Linked DNA regions of Homo sapiens: region 1 is linked to region 2. The links are chromatin loops, found by intact Hi-C in ENCODE. Cell type or tissue: chondrocyte. All regions are shown on one strand.

Evidence for each region. Peaks named below come from ENCODE experiments on the same cell type or tissue, not always from the same donor. Only the 100,000 strongest peaks of a DNase experiment are listed, where the experiment ranks them.
Region 1: a loop joins it to region 2, with 2.5 times the contacts of the local background. A loop is called at or near these places in 7 of 110 quality-filtered maps.

The regions. Positions count from the first base shown.
Region 1 is chr18:26,648,807-26,651,306 of GRCh38, reverse strand. It overlaps a transcript of KCTD1 not described here. Among named protein-coding and RNA genes, the nearest start is that of PCAT18, 54 kb to the left of the region's middle. RefSeq lists an enhancer at 1-293. In chondrocyte, CTCF peaks have their summits at 1,189 and 1,392 (motif pointing right); no DNase peak of the experiment used is centred here.
Region 2 is chr18:26,088,932-26,091,431 of GRCh38, reverse strand. It overlaps SS18 (SS18 subunit of BAF chromatin remodeling complex), which reads left to right and starts at 819. Exons shown (of 11, transcript NM_001007559.3): 1 at 819-931. The coding sequence starts at 863. RefSeq lists an enhancer at 365-484. In chondrocyte, a CTCF peak has its summit at 1,225; DNase peaks (open chromatin) are centred at 521, 891 and 1,301.

The sequences.
Region 1 (2,500 bases), 560 kb before region 2:
GTTCTGCTTTCTCATCTACACCCATAGTCCTTTCTGTCCAGGACATACTATTTAAGCCCTTTTCAAGGGCACTTGGCAAAGGGCTTGCTTGTTCTGCCACCGGCTTCCATTCCTCCTGTTCTCTCTTCGCCCCCACCTCTGTATCTCCCTGCCACACCAGCACCCTGCTGTTATGCCAAGAGAGAAAGAAAAAAAACAAAAACAGTGTGAGATTGTTGTGAGAGATTGTTGTGATCAGAACATGTGAATTGGTCTCTATCTCTTGCTGAGCAAATCGTTTGCTCACAAGTACTCTGTCATGCTGACCAAAATAGGGATTTGTTTTCTATCCAATGGGAACTGACAACAATTCAGCCCTTGCTGCCGACACCAACGCTGCTATTAAGAAGAAGAGTTATGAACTGAAGAGAATGTTAACGAGATAGATTTCAAATGCTGGCTAGAGGAAGGGATATTCTTCCTGATAAATCTTTCCAAAGCATCTACTGCTATCATCACTGACTTGTTTTTGTAGCACTTTCACTTTGCTGGAAATTTGTAGCCAATGGAACAGAAAATGTGTGTAAAACAAAAGACCCAGACTTTCTATGTGAGGGGGAGAAAAAGCTACATTGGTCCATGGTACTGATCCTTCTCTATCCTACCCATCCATTCCCACCACCCCATATGCAAATCCCACTCCATCTCTGTCTGTGCTGTATTTTCTTGGTTAAATTACTGAATCTCTCTAAGCTTCAGTTTTCTGAACTACAAATGAGGTAATAATATGAGATCATTGTAAAGGAGATAATAATAGTCCTAGAGTTGTTCAGAGAATAAAATGAGATGTAACAGGATGTATATGCCTAGCACAAAATAAGCACTCAGAAAATATCCATATATTGTTAAGAGCAGGGACTGTGTTTATTCACCTTTGCTTTCTCAGTTCCTTAATACAGTGCCTGGCACACAGGATAAGTGCTCAATAAATAACTGTTGGATACATGAACACATAATTTCAGGGGACGCAAGAATAAAGCCAGATGTTGATTTCACTTCCCTGTAAGTACTTTTTGCCATTGACAAGAGGACCCAAGTTCTGCCAGATACCCTCACCTGCTGGTTATGGGCTTTTTCTAACCAATTAGATCAATCATTTGGGAACAGATCAAATTTGATCTGGGGAAGCATTGATGCTAAGTAGGACGTTGCCTCAAAGATGGTCCTGTTTTGCCTTTTGATTACTCATGTGGAGGTCGTCCTGTGCACAGTTGTCATGGGATTTCCAAAATCTGCAGACACTTACGCTATGAAATGATGCAAATGCACCACTAGGTTCTGAACCCCCACAATGGGAGTCACTGAATTTGCGTATTAACACTGAGAAGAAACACGGGACCCGGTCTGATACCCATTCCATCCAGCAGATGGCAGTGACACACATTGGCAAGTAAACTTGGAATCGCCTCTGGTCTTGCTGTTAGTTTCTCACCATTGCCTCTCTCTCCTGGAAAAGGAAAGCCCAGCCAGCTTTAAAAAGCTGCCTTTTCCCAGCACTTTGGGAGGCCGAGGCAGGTGGATCACGAGGTCAGGATATCGAGACCATCCTGGCCAACATGGTGAAACCCCATCTCTACGAAAATACAAAAAAATTAGCCGGGCGTGGTGGCGCGTGCCTGTAGTCCCAGCTACTCGGGAGGCTGGGGCAGAAGAATCGCTTGAACCCAGGAGGCGGAGGTTGCAGTGAGCTGAGATTGCGCCACTGTACTCCAGCCTGGGCGACAGAGCAAGACTCTGTCTCAAAAAAACACACAAAAAAACAAAAAAGCTGTCTTTGCTCCTTCACCGAAACAACCGAGGCTCAACGGGGACAGCTGGAAGGATCAGCACCTCCGAGCCGTCTGTTTCTTCCTGGGCTGTGGGGCAGGGAGGAGAAAGAAAGCAGACCTTGTTATCTGGTGCAATCCACTTACTGCCAGTTTCCCAGAGATATGGACCATAAGAGGCCTGCTTTCCTGTTTATTTAATCAAATCAACAGAAGAAAGTGCTGTTAACCTCCAGCGTCTACCATGCTCTGGGTTGAGAGCACTTGATGCCAAAAGTGATCAGGAATACTAGTAAAGATAATAACCCAGTCTTAGGCAGTCACGTGCTGCCAGGGAATGGAACAGTGTCTATGCTGCTGAAGACCCATGTGAAGTCCTCTCATGTGGGGTCGTGAAATGACTTGGTTCTTCTGGTTGCTTAGAAATAGAGACCCACTGTTAATTGTGTGACCCCAAAGCTTTGGTTTCATTATCTATACAATGTGGGTGAGGAAAACCACCTCAGAGGGTTGTTGTAAGTACTGAATATGTAACACCAATACAATGCCTCTAAGTGCCAGACTGTTTTTCAAGGGCTTTGCAAGATATTACTTGTGTAATCCTCATCCATCACCTAAGAGGGTGATATTACTGGCATCCCCATGTTTTAGATGAGGAGATGGAAGTGCGGAGAGATAAAGTAACTTGCCCAGGT
Region 2 (2,500 bases):
TGTCCCAAGAGGCGAGCTCTTCTCTGTCCGCTCCAGCCAAGCTGGCCGATTGCCCCTGAGCACTGGACACAACCTTGGTGTCCCGGTTTCGGGTCAGGGTTACTTTCCAATTGTTAGGCACGACTTTGTGCGTGCGTGCGAGACTGTGGACTCGGAGGTGCGCATTTGGGGCGTAGCCGAGCCATTTAAACCAGCGAATCCGCGTTCACCTTGTCCTTCCACCTCTGCCCTATCTCGGCAGATGCTCCACGGATTTGCACGAACTCCCGAGTCTTGACCTCCCTCCCCTCTCCGGGCTGCCGGGACAACTCGGGGCGGCCACTCTTGCCAGGAGGCGTAAGTAAGGATGAAGTTGGAAAAACTGAACTAGGTCTAGGGCACGCTCTGCAACACAGTCGGGGAGACGCTTCAGAGGGCCGGAGAGGGAGGCAAGTTGCCACGGCGCGAAGGGGGCGGGCCGGCTTGGGCCGCTCGCATTTCCTGTGACAGGGGCTGCCCCAGCCTCTCCTTCTCCCGCGGCGGCGGGACCATTTCCTGAATCGCTGAAGCGGAGGGAGGACTAGGGCGCGACTCTACCATTAGCGCAAAGGGCCAGGGGGTGCCCATAAGGAGAGCTCGGGGGATGCAGGGACGGTCAAGAAAGTTCGGCCAGGGCTAGGGGTCCCCCAGAGTGCGCAGAAGCGAGACATCCCTGGCCAGAGTGCCTCCTTCAGGCCTGCCCCGCCGCCCGTCCGCTTGGCCCCGGAGCATCCCCCCTCCCCGCATTCCCGAGGTGGTTCAGCCCGAGAGGCCGGCGTCTCTCCCCCAGTTTGCCGTTCACCCGGAGCGCTCGGGACTTGCCGATAGTGGTGACGGCGGCAACATGTCTGTGGCTTTCGCGGCCCCGAGGCAGCGAGGCAAGGGGGAGATCACTCCCGCTGCGATTCAGAAGGTGAAACCGCGCGGGGTTGCGGATGCCAGGCCCTTACCGCCTCTGGGAGAGACAGACGCGGGGGGAAGGGCCGGGCCCGGAGTCGACCGGGCCGAGGCGGAGGCGGGCCTGCTGGGAATCAGCAGTGTTTGGGAACACGGACTGCTGGCTGTGCCTGAGTGGGTGGCGGAAGAGGGTGAACCGGTTTTTCTCGGAGTCTTTCACGCATTTACGCGTTTTTCTACAGACACAAAAGCCCAAACAGCCGCCGCCTGATTTCTCTAGGGATGGGGCGGCGTTCGGGCTGCGGGGCGCGTGCGCCCGGCGGCGGCCGCTCAGGGAAGGGCGTGTGTCGGACCGGCGGCCCCGCGCGTTGCTCCGGAGTTACTTTGGCGTCGCCCCGCCCCGCGTGCCGCGGCTGCTTCGTGCGGACCCCACCGCGGGTCGCGGCAGGCAGAGGGGAAGTCGGTGCGCTGGTCGCCGCCCTGCAAACTCAGCCGAGTTTGGGAGCTCGCAGGAGGACTTGGGGAACGCTGGAGGGAACCTTAGTATAGAGTTTGAGGAGCGGGCAAGGAAGGTCCCCATGGACTCTGGGGTTGTCCCCAGAGCCTCTTCTTCCCTTCTGCATCGCCGCCTATTCATTTATTCTGCAGCAAATATTTATTGAGCGCCTATTTTAGGCGCTGAGGCTACTGTGGTGAGTCATGGTCCTTGCCTTCCTGGAGCTTACAGTCTAATGGTGGAGACTGTCGTGACCAGTTAATGTAAGTCGTGATAAATACACAGGGAGCTGCCTCCTTTTTAAAGGATAGAGCTGCTGCAGTCGCTGCTGTGTTACTGCCAGTCGGAACACAAAGGTTCTTTATTGTCCTCTACCCCTTGTTGCCTGCAAGCAAGGCAGCATTCTAAATTTTACTGACCTAGACTTTCAGAAGTTGCTGCTGTATTTAGCAGTTTACTTTAAATATTTTTGTTTTGTTTTATGCTGTGTAGCAAAGATCAAAATAGAAAAAAAGGTCAAGTTTTAGTACCACTCAGACCACGTAGATTATGCTAATCGGTTTCTGTTTACTGTCAGGTTCTTCGTAGTGTGGCTTTTGACATTTGCCCAACTGTTGCTTTATTTTATGAACAAACGGGCTTGGCAGTGCCTGGAAATGCAGTGCTTTCATATAGTGCTCTGAGTTAAGTCTGCAGCCTGGCAAACAGCTCCAAGTACGCACTCACGCAAAACTGCGTTTCTGGAGGGCTCACCTTTTTTATTTTTGTACACAGGAAAAGTCCAGAGTTTTTCTTTTTTTTTTATAGTTTCTGTTACATAAGTCTGAAGATATTTATCATGGATAATGATTAATTCGGAGGATGCTGATCAATTATTTTCCATTCTCAGCTGAACAGAAAAATGGGCTCTAAATTAATTGCCTTATTCTACAATGGGAGAGATTGATATTAGATGTGAGACAGATATTTTAATGGTGAAGTTCAATAGTTTGAGGAATATACTGGAGATAATAAGTTGTGAAATCATTAGGTTGAGGACTGGATTCGTGCTTTTTAAGGACTTTTTTTGGTCATCCAATGGTTCTATTT